Regions from separate parts of the Mus musculus genome. Here region 2 is linked to region 1. A link is a loop called in an ENCODE intact Hi-C map of the cell type or tissue named here. Cell type or tissue: left cerebral cortex. All regions are shown on one strand.

Region 1 (8,000 bases):
AGATGTGGGGGCTGAAGAACTGGCTCAGTGGTTAAGATGACATGCTAGTCCTGCAGAGGACCAAAGTTCAGTCCAAGCACTCAGGTCAGGTGACCCACAACAACGCTCCAGCTCCAAGGGATCTGATGTCTTTTCTGGCCTCAGTATGAGCATGTACAACCCCCCCCCAATAAAAAGCCGGAGATGTGGTTTGGTAATAGCCTATCACTCTTCCAGAGAATCCAAGTTTTGGTTTCCAGCACCCACATCTGTAGGCATAATATTTTTTGTTTACTGTGTAAAGATTATTCTTGTAATATTCAAATGTCGATCTCTTTGCTCTTATATCTGTTACATGGCAAGCAGGGTACTGTAATGCTTATTCAAAGACATGCTGTCGCAAATTTGTGCAAACATTGCTCCCCATTTATTCTATTTGTCAATAAAAGCTCTATTAACCAATAACTGACTAGAGGAGAGAATAGGGCGGGACTTCTGCCAGTGGCGGTGGGGGCTGGGGGGTGAGGGGAGAAGGAAAGAAATATTCACCAAGTAGAGAGGGTCCAGGAGATACCATGAGAACAGACTGGAGCAGAGAGAGCCAGACTGATATTAAACTGCAAGTTTCTAGGCGGTTTTGGCTGGTTGACAGCCAGATTACCTTAGAGAATTAGAATAGATTAAGAGCTGCTTAGATCTTATACTGTAAAGCCTATTAAATAAATCTAATAGTTTCAGTCTCATTTATTTGAAAGCTAGCTGGGATAGAGAAAAAAAACTGTAAGACTTATAAAACTACTCATGACACACATCAAGTAGCTCACAACTGCCCACAACTCCAGTTCCACGAGATCCGGTGTCCTCTTGCACATATGCATGACACACGTCACATGCACACAAGTACCCATAATTAAAAATAAATCCTTTAAAGATGAATACATTTAAAAAAAATCAAGCCAGGCATGGTGGCGCACGCCTTTGATCCCAGCACTCTGGAGGCAGAGGCAGGCGGATTTCTGAGTTCGAGGCCAGCCTGGTCTACAGAGTGAGTTCCAGGACAGCCAGGGCTACACAGAGAAACCCTGTCTTGGGAAAAAAAAATCAAATAGGTATTACAAAATAAGAAGCAGTCAGGGCTGGAGATGTCACGCCAGAGCCTTTGTCCTGCGTGTGAGAAACTCAGGATGATGACCCAGTAAGACATAGAGAGTAGTGGTCAAGAAGAATTAAGGAAATATCACATGGCTTATATTTATTCTTTTGTCTCAGAATTTTCTCAAACAATGTACTAGGAGGGGGGCACGCACACGCTGGAGGACAATCGTGGGAGTTTGTTCTCTTTTTTTCCACCACTTATGTTCTAGGGATTAAACTCAGGTTGTCAAATTTGGCAGCATCTATCCTACTCACTGACTATAGACGGAAACAAGGTCTCACTCTATAGTTAGAACTAGGTATATAAACCAGGCTGGCTTTGAACTTGTGCCAATCCTCCCAGCTCTGCTTTCGGACTGCTGGGATAACAGGCATGTGCCACCACACCAGGCTGGCATGTTTTCCCACTAGGCCTTAGATTAAAACTCAAAATCATTCAAATCCCGTGATGAGTCGCTGGTAACAGGGCACTATGACTTGTGTATGAAGAGTTCTTCCCAAACCTTCATGTGTTGAAGGCTTCTTCCCTACGTGGGAGATAATGCTGAGAGGGGACTGGATGCTGAGAGACCTTAACATTGGGAGCTATGACATAACGGCAAATCTTATCTTAGCATTGGGAGGCGGTACAAAGGAGGTGAAGCCAGCTGGAATAACTAATTCCCTGGGACCTGGTGGTGGAAAGACACACCTTGTCCCCATGCCTTTCTGTAAGGTCCACCATGCTCTCTCAGATCCATGGAGCCAAGTGACCAGAAGCTGAAGCTAACTCAGATGAAATAAAAGATGCATGGAGCAGAAAATGAAAAGAACCGCGAGGAGTCTGATTAGAACCTCAAGCCTTGTGTATATTACCTGCTATATTTATACTGCACAGGGCTGAGATGCTCTCACTATGCTTGCTGGACAGTACCTGGTATAAGGGTACTTGGATGTATCTGTTACACTTAATATAAAACGCCTATTAAAAAAACTTCGGAAGGGAATGGATATATGTGACCTTAACAATGGTGTCTCCCCACGGGCTTGAATTTTTCCAATTCTCCCTAAGCTTGCGGTAAGCCATTCTCAATAGCAAGATGGCTACAGGGACCCCCCCCCACCCCCCAGGTGCTGGCTGTTGCCTCCTCTCAGGTGCAACTACGACAGTTATCTGACTAGGGGTAGGGACATGGATCGGCTTCAGGCCTAAGAGGGGTATATGGTGGCATTTGTGGCTGACTTCTGCAGACATCCTAGTACACCAGGTACTTATTCACCCACCCTATAGTTTCATAAAGCAGCACAGCGGGGCTCCCTCCACTACATCCAGATCAAGTTTGCCTCCTTCAGTCAGGGGACTGACTCTTCAGCACTCGGGTCCTCTAGGAATGTAACTCCTATCCAAGTTCCCCTGGCGCACGGCTCGTTATCCTATATCTGAACCGCAGAGCTGTCCTTTGCAACAGAACTCAACTGTCTGCCTTTCAATCCTAGGCCTGAGGGCGTCATTATCCTTGTCCCTCCGGGAGCTGACCTTGCTCCCTGCTCCAGAGGTAATTCGTCCCTTAGTGCTATACCACTCTTGCTTTTTAGATCGTCCCTTTGAGAGGGTCACGAGTTGGGGCGTCACCCTGGGGTGGCAGAGGGGGAGGAGACGCGCTCCTCAGGTCGCGCGCCGCCTATTTCCGGGCCGAGCTGCTGGGCGGGGCTGCTGCCCGGACCCGGTGGTGGTGGTGGCAGCGACAAGGCGACCCGCGGTGGCCACGACGCGGAGCAGCGGGCGGCGGAGCCATGGCAGGCTGCTGCTCCGTGCTCCGGGCTTTCCTGTTCGAGTACGACACGCCGCGCATCGTGCTCATCCGCAGCCGTAAAGTGGGGCTCATGAACCGCGTGGTGCAGCTGCTCATCCTGGCTTACGTCATTGGGTGAGCGGGCCTGGGGAGGGGCCGCGGCTGGGGGCAACCCAGACTGTCGGGACCTGGCAGCGCCCCCTTGCTCGCTCTCTGGGTCTGGGGCAATAGCTGAGCCGGCCAAGCCCCTCCTCCCCGAGTTCAAGGGGCGGCGACACGCCCTCGCCGGGCTCTAGCCAAGCCACCTGGAACCAGCTTGAACAGGACACTGGGGACTACTGGACGTCCTGGGAGCTAAGCCTCGTCTTAGCTAGACTGTCACCCCATCTTTCTCGCATCCTTCCCTCCCGACTTGCTTCATGCTGCGCCTTGGCTTGGTGGAGGGGCAGGGCAGGGAAGGCTTAACTCTGTGCGTCACGGACTTCTCTTCGGTTCCTTTTCAAACTCGGACAGAAACCAAGGCTTGTGGTTTTCATTCGGTACTTTCTGGGTCTGTGGTTTCTGTTACCTTAAGAAGCTTCTGATAACCCAGTACCCTTGAGATGTCACACTTCCCAAAAGTGTCCCAAGGTCACTTCCTTTGTTTTGTTGGATTGGTTGGGAATATGAGTACCCGCCTGATTTTGATTCTAAACTCTGCTCTTCATTACTGTTTATATATACCCTCCCATCACTAGGCGTTATGAAACGTTTAATTTTAATTGGATGCACCTGTAAGGCTGTAATACACCCCAGGAGAGATGGTGAACCTTACCTTGCCTCCTGGGCCCAATTTCAAGGTATTCGAGTGTCAACAGCTGCTAGCGTGACAGGTGGATCTGTTTTCTTACTAAAGGGCCTAAAGCACGGGTCCCCAAACAACACATTGGAGTCACTTAGGAATCCACAAAAAACACAGATAGATTGCCAATTCACAAACTGACTCAGAGCTGTAAGACCTCTGTGCCTGACCACACTCACCTGAGAAAGCTTTGTGTGGCCTTAGGTATATGAAATAGGTACACAGGTGGCTGGAGAGATGGCCCAGAGAGATGGTTAAGAATGCCTAAGATACAGCCTTTAATCCTAGCACTGGTGAGAGACAGGTAGGCAGATATCTATGAGTTCAAAGCCAGCCTGGTCTACATAGTTTCAGGACAACCAGAATTATTACAGTGTCCCAACTAAATAATAAATCAACAGGTCTCCTGCTTTGGTGTTAGGTCTGGAATCTGTTCAGACCGCCTAAGGGCATTCAAAAGAATGCAGAGGAGTTTCCGCTCACAAGGTTGTAGCTTCCACCATATGGAAGCGGTAGACACTAGATAAGACTCGCTGAAGCTGGAGGAGGCAGTAATCAGTATGTCTGCAATCCCAGTATTCATGGGGCTGAGGCAGAAGAATGCTCGCCTGAGCTATGTGAGCCCCTGTCTCCAAAAAACGTCCTCTTTAGCATGAGGCCTTGGAGTCATTCAGTCACCAGTACCTGAAAAACCCCTGGCCAGTATCTATTTTTTTTTTAAGATTTTTTTTTATTTTTATGTATATGAATACACTGTAGCTGTTCAGATGGTTGTGAGCCTTCATGTGGTTGTGGAGAATTGTATATAGGACCTCTGCTCGCTCCGGTCAACCCACTCCCTCAGTCTCTGACTGCTCCAGCCCAAAGATTTATTTATTATTTTTATTAAGTACCTGTAGCTGTCTTCAGACACACCAGAAGAGGGCGTCAGATCTCATTACAGGGGGTTGTGAGCCACCATGTGGTTGCTGGGATTTGAACTCAGTACCTTCGGAAGAGCAGTCAGTGCTCTTAATCGCTGAGCCATCTCTCCAGCCTGAGAGGCCAGTATCTAAATGCAGATTAGATTAAGTCTCTGGAGTGAATAATTCCAGTGCTCGGGATGGGCTCTCCAGTACTGAGCCCTGCTGCTAGCTCACTAAATAACTTGGATTGGAGTATCTGGAATCAGGGGCTCACCAGTAGCTTTGAGCTCTCGGCTTTTGTTTTCCTGGGATAATCTGTTCACCCATAAGATTCTGTGGCTGTTGTCATTGGAAGAGGGCCACATGCAGCCACTGAATGCTCAAGCTGTCTCAATTAAAATGCACTCAGACTAAAACAAAAACAACAAAAAAAACACACGAGGTTTTATATTTGATATAGTACACCAAAAAAGTAAAATTCCATATCAGTACTTTTTCCCCTGAGGTACCAAAGGCCTTCTGCATACCAGACAAGCTTTGTGCTATTGTTTGTTTAAATGTTGATTTTATTTTTGGGTATGTATCTGTGTATGAGTGCGGGAACATGCCACAGCACACAAGGATGCCAGGGGACACCTTTTAGAAGTCACTTCTCTCCTTCTATTGTGGGTTCCAGGGATGGAACTCGGGTTCTTAGACATATGTGGTGATCACTTTTACCCGCTGAAACCATCTCACCAGCAAGGAGGTTGTGGGGCTTGTGGGTAGGACAGGTTCATGTAGCCCAGGCTATCCTACTCAGTCTGTAACCAAGGATGACGAGACTGGACTCCCAATCCTGTCTCCACCTTCCAAGTGAGGGGATTACAGGTGTACACTACCAAGTCCAGTTCCAGTCTAATACTTTAGAAATTGATGATGTCTCAGGGTGGTGGTGGCACAAGTCTTTAATCCCAGTGCTCGGGAAGACAGAGGCAGGATCTCTGAGTTCCAGGACAGCCTGTTCTACAGAGTGAGTTTTGGGACAGTTGGGGCTACACAGAGAAATCCTGTCTCATCCCGTCCCCTATTCCACCCCCCCAATTTTTTTCCTATATTGGACCACATAAAATATGTCATTAGTTTTCCTGTTCCTTCTTTTTTTTTTTTTTTTTTAAAGACAAGATCTGTGATTATCTGGCCAGTAACTTCTGTAACCTAGGCTGGTCTTGAACTCAGAAATCTGCCTGCCTCTACCTCCCAAGTGCTGGGATTAAAGGCATGCGCCATCACTGCCCGGCCAAGTGCCGGGCTTTATAAGCACGCTTCATCACACCTGGCTTTTCTGTGTTAACTTCCTGATTTCATTACTCTTGGTGAAAGTGCAATCTCTTTGTGCGTGAGGGAATTCTGCGGAAAGACTTGCCCAGAATTCCCAGGGATCTTACTCATGTGATGAGGAAATAAGCCCATGATGATGGTGTCATCTCTCATTCCTGGATTCAGCAACTCGGTGCACTGGGTCATAAAACCCACAGTCTTTCTGCCCTCACCTCTCCATCATTAGCGCCCTGCAGAAGAGGGCTCGGTGGGAGAGAAACCATCTTTAGGATGGGCAGAGGATCGGGGATGGCTTATATCAAACAAACCCAGGAGGAAGTAACCCAAGAGCCAGGCAGTGGTGGCACATACCTTTCATCCCAGCACAGAGTAGGTAGAGGCAGGTGGATCTCTGAGTTCAAGGCTAGCTTGGTCTACAGAGTAGGTTCCAGGACAGCCAGAGCCACAAAGGGAAACCCTGTCGAAAAGAAAGAAAGAAAGAAAGGAAGGAAGAAAGAAAGAAAGAAAGAAAGAAAGAAAGAAAGAAAGAAAGAAAGAAAGGAAGGAAGAAAGAGGGGTGGAGAGATGGCTAAGCAGTTAAGAGCACTGACTGCTCTTCCAGAGGTCCTGAGTTCAATTCCCAGCAACCACATGGTGGCTCACAACCATCTGCAATGTCATCTGAAGCCTTCTTCTAGTGTGTCTGAAGACAAGACAACTACAGTGTACTCATATACAATATAAAATAAACAAGTAAATCTTTTTTAAAAAAAAGAAAGAAAGAAAGAAAAGAAAAAATAGAAAAGGTAAAAACAATACCTATTTCTGAAGTCTTTTGAGGGTGTATCTGAAACAACATAGACTGGTGTTCTGTAGCAATGTGACATCAGCTCTTGGCAGTGTTTAGATTGCTCTGCACTGATTAAGTAAGGTATTACCCTTGCCTTATTAACTTATCTCACTGCAATCCTGTGAAGTCCTGTTATCCTTCTCAGTGTAAAGGCAGGACAAGCTGAGACGCAGAGCAGTTAAGTGACCCAGTGACCCCAGCACTCACACAGGAACCTTCAGGTTTGTAGTTAATCAGGCCAGCAGCAATGCCCTTACTTCAGAAGGAAGGAGCAGAAGAAGATGACCTGAATAGAATTCCTAGGAAAAAGGAACACAGGACTGTAAAAGTTTCCCGAGGGGGTGAGGAGAGCTCAGACAGTGAAGTCCTCAAAGCACAAGCTGGAGGACCAGAGTTGGACCCCCAGAACAAGGTGCTGGATCACACACCTGTAATCCCAGCCCTGGGGAGGCAGACACAGGTCCCTGGGGCTCGATGGCTAATCTAATCATCCAGCCCCAGTAAGATCCTGTCTCAGAAAAACAAGGTGGAAGCCAGCCATGGGGGTGGCACATGTCCTTAATCCCAGCACTCAGGAGGCAGAAGCAGGTGGATTTTAGGGAGTTCAAGACCAGACTGATTTACATAGGAAATTCCAGGCCATCCAGAGCTACGTGATAAAACTGCTCAGTGGGTTAGAGCACCGGACTGCTCTTCCGAAGGTCCAGAGTTCAAATCCCAGCAACCACATGGTGGCTCACATCCATCCGTAACGAGATCTGACTCCCTCTTCTGGAGTGTCTGAAGACAGCTACAATGTACTTACATATAATAAATAAATAAATAAATCTTTAAAAAAAAACTGCCATATCAAAACCCAAGTGGATGTCTTTGGAGCAAGAACACCTGAGGCTGCTCTCTGGTCTATATATGCAGTCACAAACACAAATTCCCAGTGCAGAACATGGTGCATGCTTGGGAGACTGAGGCAGGGGGGGTCATCTTAAGTTCAAGGCCAGCCTGGGCTATCTAGTAAATACCATCATGGTCTACATAGCAAGACTATGTCTGAAAAAGTGCTTGCTAGCCTGATGTAGAAGTGCATGCCTTTAGTCCCAGCAATTGGGAGGCAGAGGTAGGCAAATCTCTGTGAGTTCGAGGCCAGCCTGGTCTACAGAATGAGTTCCGGGATAGCCAGGGCTACACAGAGAAGCTCTGTC
Region 2 (8,000 bases), 73 kb before region 1:
AACCCCAGGGACACTTGAGATTTAAAATGTGCATTTCAGAGAAACAATACAGATATTCAACTTGCTCTTCATCAGAGCTGCTGCTGAGTGGTAGGTAGAGCCTAAAGGGAAGGCAACGGTCAGGGCATGTAGATGCTAAGTGGGAGAGTGTTACTGGGGGGTGGGTAAGCAAAAAGCAAGAGAGATGATGGGTGTAAGTACCTGGGGAACGGCTTGAGTCCATAAGATGGGCAGTGAGAAGAAAGACTTTAATGGGAACTGTCTTAGTTAGGGTCTTACTGCTGTGAAGAGACACCATGACCAAGACAAGTCTTAGAAGGACAACATTTAACTGGGGCTGGCTTACAGGTTCAGAGGTTCAGTTCATTATCATCAAGGCAGGAGCATGGCAGCATCCAGACAGGCATGGTGCAGGAGGAGCTGAGAGTTCCACCTCTTGTTCTGAAGGCAGTTAGGAGAAGGCTGGCTTCCAGGCAGCTAGGATGAGGGTCTCAAAGCCCACGTCCACAGTAACACACCTACTCCAACAAGGCCACACCTCCTAATAGTGTCACTCCCTGGACCAAGCGTATACAAACCACCACAGGTGCAATGAGTTGGGTGGGAAAGCACAAAGCCCTGGGCTCGGCGGCCACACCCTCTCCTCTTCAGCAGGAGTCAGGATCAAGGGTTTCTTTCCACTTCTTATTCTTGAGCCCCCCCCCCACACACACACACACATTCTGAGCTTAGCCCCCTGACCTGTTCCTTGGCGCTCATCTCTCTTCCTGTTCACTGATCCTGCCTTTTCCTGCAGTACCATGGCCTGGTAACTTAACCGTAGCTCCAGCCTATTCCATTGGCTTCTCCCTTTGGTCTGGGTCTCTTGAGACCTCTCTGATGGAGACCCACAACACAGGCCCATGAGAGTCAAGGTCACTGGCATGAAGGTGCTGTCTGTCTACGCAGAATGAGTTTGCATTGTTAAGTGACTCGAGTGTATGTAACTGGTGGTAATCCTGTGTCACACTATGAGGATTTATTATGCTAAGGTGGGGCGGTAGGGGATGGCACTTCACAGAAAAGAGGAGAGAAGCTGCACTTAGGTCAGGCTTGCTTGGGAGCAAGTCTCTGTTGGGGATATCCGGGAAAGAGATGAAGCTGGCAATTCCTCACTAAGACAGAAGTGTTTCAGAGAGAGAGAGAGAGAGAGAGAGAGAGAAAGAGAGAGAGAGAGAGAGAAGTTTTAGGGTTAAAAAGGAGCTGCCATCAGGTACATATGGATAATGGATATATATTTTGTAGATTAAACAACTACCATTCCACAAAGCTTAAATATAGAATTACCACATGATCCAGCAGTTCCTCTAGGGGTTGTTTATACCTAAAAGAATTAAAAGCAGGAGCTGGGTGAGCCAGCTCACACTATCATCTCAGTATTCAGGAGGCTGAGACAGTACTGTTGCAAGTTCAAAGCCAGCCTGGGCTACACCTGAGGCCACGATAGACTACAGATCGAGGCTTTGTCTCAACAGAACAGTTAGGCATGGTGGTTCATATCTATAATCTCAGCATTTACCAGGCTGAGACAAAAGGGGGACAGGGTCAAGATCAGCTTGGGCTACGCAGGAAGATCTGATAACAAAGGAGTCAAGGAGACATCTGAGACACAAGTGTGCTTTTCCACTGTGTGATGCATTTTCCCATGTTTTGATGCAGCGGGAAGCCTTCATAAAACCCCAAACAGATGTCAGGGCCATGCTCCTGGACTTCTATTCTTTACAAATTGCCTGGTATCAGGCATTGCTATTGCAACAGTAAATGGGTGAAGACAGATGTTGTTGATGGTTGCATAACAACGTGTGCATACTTAATGTACTTCACTGTATGTATGTATGTATGTATGTATGTATACACAGTGGAGTATTGTCTTAGTTAGGGTTTTACTGCTGTGAACAGACACTATGACCAAGGCAAGTCTTATAAAAAACAACATTTAATTGGGGCTGGCTTACAGATTCAGAGGTTCAGTCCATTACCATCAAGGTGGGAGCATGGCAGTATCCAGGCAGGCATGGTACAGGCAGAGCTGAAAGTTCTACATCTTCATCCAAAGGCTGCTAGTGGAAGACTGACTTCCAGGCAACTAGGGTGAGGGTCTTAAGCCCACATCCACAATGACACACCTACTCCAACCAGGTCACACCTATATTCCAACAAGGCCACACCTCCAAATGGTGCCACTCCCTGGTCCAAGAATATACAAACCATCACAAATATATATATATATATATATATATATATATATATATATATATATATATATGTATATATTAGTGGAGTATATGTATATATATTAGATATTTTTATTTCATATATATGTTTTGTTTTGGTTTTTCTAGACAGGGTTTCTCTGTATAGCTCTGGCTGTCCTAGAACTTACTCTGTAGACCAGGCTGGTCTCGAACTCAGAAATCCACCTGCCTCTGCCTCCCAAGTGCTGGGATTAAAGGCATGTGCCACCACTGCTCAGCTTATTTTATATTTTTTATGATTTATTTTTTATTTTATGACTACACTGTAGCTGTCTTCAGATGCACCAGAAGAGTATATTGGGTCCCATTACAGATGGTCATGAGCCACCATGTGGTCATTGGGAATTGAACTCAGGACCTCTGGGAGAGCAGATAGTGCTCTTAACTGCTGAGCCATCTCTCCAGCCCTCCACTGTATACTTAAAAGTAATTCAAGGGCTGGAAAGAGGGCTCCATGGGTAAAGGAGTTTGCTACCAAGCCTGAAGGCTTGCATTTGTCACCTAGACCAACATGGTAGAAAGAAAGGACCAACTCCCACTCCTCTGATTTCCACACACATGCGGTAGCACACATGTACATACAAAGACACATAGACACACACCCCAATAAAAATAAATTCAAGCTTCATGTGCTGGCACATGCCTGGAATTCTAGTACTTGGTAGGTAGGACCTAAGATGGTCCGAAGTTTGAACTAATCTCCAGCTTCATAGGGAGTTTGAGAGTAGGTTGAGCTACTTCAGATCCTGTCTCAAAAATAAAATGAAAAACCAGGCATCGTGGTACACACCTTTGATCCCAGTGCGTGGACGGTAGAGGCTTGTGGATTTCTGAATTCAGGGCTAGCTTGGTCTACACAGGGCTGCAGGACAGCCAGGGCTGCAAATGAGAGACCCTGTCTCCAACAACTACAAAATTCTTTTGATTTATGGGAGTTAGAGGTTGGGAACCCATTCATCACTAGAGTGAGATTTCTTTTAGGCTAGCTACACTAACAAAGAAGCTGTCAGGGCCCTTACAAGCAGGACAGGAAGAAAGGATTTAAAAAAAATGGAACCTCATCTTATCAATTATCAGAAGCTTCAGTGCCAAAGAACTTCTAGGGCAAAGTTGCTAGGAGGAAGATGACAGAAAGGGTAGCCTGCTGGACCTGTGACACAGACTGTAGTGGCGCTAGCCACAACCACACTGCAGAGCACGTTGGCTATAAGTTTAAAAAAAAAAAAGGTCACGTGACTCAACGCCAGCCAAGCCCTTCTTATTTGCTCTGCCACTCAGAGCACGTGATACAGAAGTCCCGCCTCTTCTCCTGATCTTTTCTGAATAAAATCTTTCTTCAGAAGGCCCCTCCCCATGGTAAAATTTCCTTCATGTTTTTTTTAAGTGGCCCCATGAGCTTTCATACCCGATCACATCCAGGTTAAACGGGACCAGCTTGATACAACCGAGTGGAGGATAGAGGTATCTTTCCCAAGGGCTTCAAATTAAATTGGGGAATCTGAAAGGACAAGTTTGGTGGCACGTGACTGAACTCTCAGCGTTGAGGAGGCTCCGGCAGGTGGATCAGGAGTTGGATCGGGAGTTGAAGGCTTGTCTGGGCTGTGTAGCAAGACACTGTCTCAAAAAATAACTAAATAATATCCAGACACGCCTTTAATCCCAGCACTCAGGAGGCAGAGGCAGGCAGATCTCTGTGAGTCAAGGCCAGCCTGTTCTACAGAGTGAGTTCCAGCACATCCAGGACTGTTACCCAGGGAAACCTTGTCAGAAACAAACAACAAACGAGGATTCTGTTATCCAAGAAAGGAAGAGTGGCCTCTGAGTGGGCCATGAGGGGTGTCTATTACACCTGGGGACTGGTAATTTGAGGAGGGTAGAAGACAGTGATTGAAACTGTTCTCCATGCCTGAGTTGACTTAGAGCTTACTTCCCTGCATTATGGGGCCAGCAAGGGTGTGAGACTCAGAGAAATGTGACTTAGGGGCAAGAGGCAGCAGGGATATAGAGTCCTCCTCTTGTTCCTGTGTCTGGGGTTCTGCTTGCAGTTGATGCCCATAACATACCCCGATGGCGCCAACAGCTACAAATCCTAAGAGCCACTCAACTTTTTGGGAAGCACTGGTGGGCCGTTAGGTTGTCCTCGGGGAAAGGCTCAATCCTGTCCCCTGGGCAGCCATGCAGACCATTGCAATAACAAATTCACGGTCTCCAGTTTTCCACAGCACCCTGGAATTCCTGTGGTCCCTGTTGGCTCTCTTCCCCGGTTCACCATAGCAACAGCTTTGACTCTTCTGTACTCTCATCCCACGGCCTCCGCCCCTGTCTTCCCTCCCATCGGACTACTCTGCCTCTTCCTTCATGCAGAAAACAGAGGTCACCTGACTTGGAACTGTCTTCCCCTTCATCACTGACCTGACACTAAACTCTCTTCTTTTTCCTTCCCAGCTAGCACGGGTAGTTAGTTGGTATGTCCCATAGAACTTTCTATACCGTCAATGCCTAAAAGGAGAACCACTAGGCATGTGCAGCTGGTGTGACAGAAAACTTCAGGGTTTTATTTTATCTTTTTTATTTATTTATTTATTTTTGTTCTTTTCTTTTTTAGGGTTTTATTTTATATTATTTTATTTAAATAATTTTTTTAATAGCCACATGTGGGAGAGGCTTAAAACTCAGCAAAAAGCCTTATTTATTTATTTGTTTGTTTGTTTATCTAGTTATTTGAAAGCGTTTTTAAATCCAGAGTTTCCCCTTAGTCTTGTGCCACTGCTGAGCAGCAGGACCTAAGAACTCTGGATTAGAGGCGGAGGAGGGAAGGCTGAGAGGATTGCTGCCAGGATCCGCCACGGAGCCACAGAGTAGGGAAAGTACCACTTGGCATAGCTCTCGCCGGCCGGCCACAATGAACTGTGCTGACACATGACACACCTGAGGGGCAGTCATCAATGCAGCCACGTCAGTGTTGACAGGGACGGAGTTGGAAGGAGGAAGAGTCCAACGCCAGCTGCTGCAGGAGGGAGCGGGGAGGTAAAAACCTCCTGTGGTGACGTCATTTCGTGACGTCATCACCGCGCTATTGCAAAGGGCAACAACCTGTTACCTTTATTTTCTCCTTAATCCCAAATGCAAGCAGTCGAAACACAAAGAAGCCCATCTTGGGTAGCTGAACCAGTTCTCTGCTGGTGTTTCCACTCTGTCTCCTAGAACTAAACATCTTAGACCTGATGAATTCAAGTACCACAGTCCCCCGTCTTCAGCCACCTCCACACCACTCAGCTAGCCTGTCCTTTCCAGAGTGTGTGACGTGAATGAATCCTTTCTCCCCAGATGCTGTAGGCTTTGCTCCTACGCCTAGCCCCCACTCTCACCGCGCTTAATCCTTGACTCTGTCTGGTCCCATGGTTTATCTGCCCACACTTGACTAAGTGCGGCTTATGACGAAGCTCTGTACCGGCCCTTAAGTCTGTGACCGCTGACTTATTGGACCGCTGACTTATTGGAGCAGCATTCTTCCTATGGCTTCTGAGGGCAAGGCGCCTCCCGCGCCCCCCACCCCCTTTCCCACTTGCGTCTTCTCATGGTCTGGTGTCCTCAGGACACTTTAGATTCCCTCTGCTGGGCCTGCTGGCTGCTTCCCCTGAGGCTTCCAAACTCAGCAGCAAGTCACATAATGCCAGGGGTCTCCCTCTACGCACACACCAGCAAGGGTTTTAGAATCAGTAGTTTCCTCGGGGAGTGACAACAGGAAGATAATGGGGAAGTCCTGGGGGGAGGGGGGTCAGGGCTGGGGGATAGGGAAAGTGGAGGCAGTTGAGGGCAAGTCCCTGCTGATAAGCATTTACCAGTAAGGTTTAGTGCCCTGGGAAATAGCCTGGAAGAACCACAAAGCATTCCTACCCAAGAGAGGACCTGGGGTCCCCTGACCCGCCATCGTTCTTATCCCCAGGTAGCTCCAGATGACATCTGTCCTGTGGCCCTATCCGCAGTCATAATGGATTTGGTCAGGGAGAAATGACCAAATCAACCAGGTTTGCTTTCCTAGGATCCCGGAGTCGGTGGATCTGGACTTAGAGCCCAGTGGAATGATGCTTTCTGAAAAGCAGAGAAGTCGTGTGTTCTAGAGACACACAGTGGGTGTCCAGAGAGACAGAACCACAGAGCTCAGGTGGAATTGAAAAAAGCAGCCTCAGCACAGGGAGAGATTTTAGCTTCATATGCTATTCATAGGTCCTTAGGAGATCAGGCCACATCTCAGACACTCCTATAGCTACAGAGAGATACCGTTTCCTGTTATCTTTGCAGACAACTTTATCTGTTACTCAGAGAAAACCTCCAGGTGCCCCTAAAGAAACTGGGCCTTACATCACATACCCATACCACACACATGCAACATGCAAAACATACACACATACATAGACACACACACCACATGCACACAGACACATACAGACACACACACATACTATACATACAGACACATATGCTACACACATACAGACACACACAAGCACACATACTACACACACAGAGACACACACACCACACACACACACACCACACACATACTACACACGCAGAGACACACACACACACACCACACACACACATACACACACACACTCACCACATGCACACAGACAGACATACACACACCACATGCACAGGCAGACAGACAGACAGACACACACACACCCTTTTCCAAAAAAGTCATCCTTCAAATCCTACAACCTCTGTTCACATCACAACCTGGCTTTCTACTTCACAAAGAAATAGACCACCAATGACGACATACTTTTCAAGCCAGCTTATTCTTTGAAAGGCTCCATTGCTTCTGTCTCATCAGCCCCCTGCCCAATCTTCCCTTGACTGCATATCCTCCCATTTAGACCAACTCCTATGCACTTAGGAGGCAGAGGCAGGTGGATCTGTGAGTTCGAGGCCAGGCTGGTCTACAGAGCGAGTTCCAGGACAGCCTGGGCTATATAGAGAAACCCTGTCTCAAAACAAAACAAAACAAAACAAAACAACAACAACAACAACAACAACAACAAATAATCAACTGTTGTGTCTGTTTCCCTCAGAGCCACACCTACACCGGACATGGCGAATCTCTGACTGCCTCCTCTCTCCTGCTTTCATGACTCCTTACTAGGATGCTTGTTCTGCTGGGAGTGTGGCTTTGATTGTTTGGAGGGTTTGGGTGGCACACGTGCTAGAACCAGGGATCTCAGCTATGACAGGCAAGTGCCTAGGTGGAGCTACAAGCCCGTGCAGGGTTTTGAAGATGTGATTTGTCTGTGGGCTATCTAGGTACTACAGGGGTTCAGGGCTCAGAAGGGAACATTAATCTGGAGTTGGAGATTTTATATTTGGTGCTTTGTCAACAAGAATGAGAAGCAAATGCTAGAGAGGGGGCGGGGGCGGGGGGTAACTAGCTACAAGAAAGGGGACAAGTCTCTTGTTAACCATGAGTTCCACCAGTGACTTCCCTTCCTAGAGACCAGCTTTCTGTTCTTCCAGATGCATCCGCTTTGTGGGTGTGGGAGCTGTGTGTTCACAGCAAGTCCTACCCATGCTTAAAGGAACTCAATGTGGCTTTGTCGCCATCTTGAAACTCTTGATTTTATTTTTTTTTTAAAATCAGGGGGACTTCAAAAATTACATAGCAGGCCCTGTTTCCAGCCACAGTCCACACCTTATTAAATA

The links. Hi-C counts contacts between places; a loop is a spot of excess contacts. Peaks named below come from ENCODE experiments on the same cell type or tissue, not always from the same donor. Only the 100,000 strongest peaks of a DNase experiment are listed, where the experiment ranks them.
Region 2: it touches region 1 in a loop (2.3-fold over the local background); 3 of 42 quality-filtered maps call a loop at or near these places.

The regions. Positions count from the first base shown.
Region 1 is chr5:122,704,747-122,712,746 of GRCm38, forward strand. P2rx4 (purinergic receptor P2X, ligand-gated ion channel 4) reads left to right here and starts at 2,798. Exons shown (of 12, transcript NM_011026.3): 1 at 2,798-3,041. The coding sequence starts at 2,908. In left cerebral cortex, CTCF peaks have their summits at 2,884, 3,087 and 4,654 (motif pointing right); DNase peaks (open chromatin) are centred at 1,438 and 2,956; H3K4me3 peaks cover 1,555 bases; H3K27ac peaks cover 2,005 bases.
Region 2 is chr5:122,631,904-122,639,903 of GRCm38, forward strand. No RefSeq gene overlaps it. Among named protein-coding and RNA genes, the nearest start is that of P2rx7, 8.0 kb to the right of the region's middle. In left cerebral cortex, no CTCF peak of the experiment used is centred here; DNase peaks (open chromatin) are centred at 4,608, 5,243 and 5,601.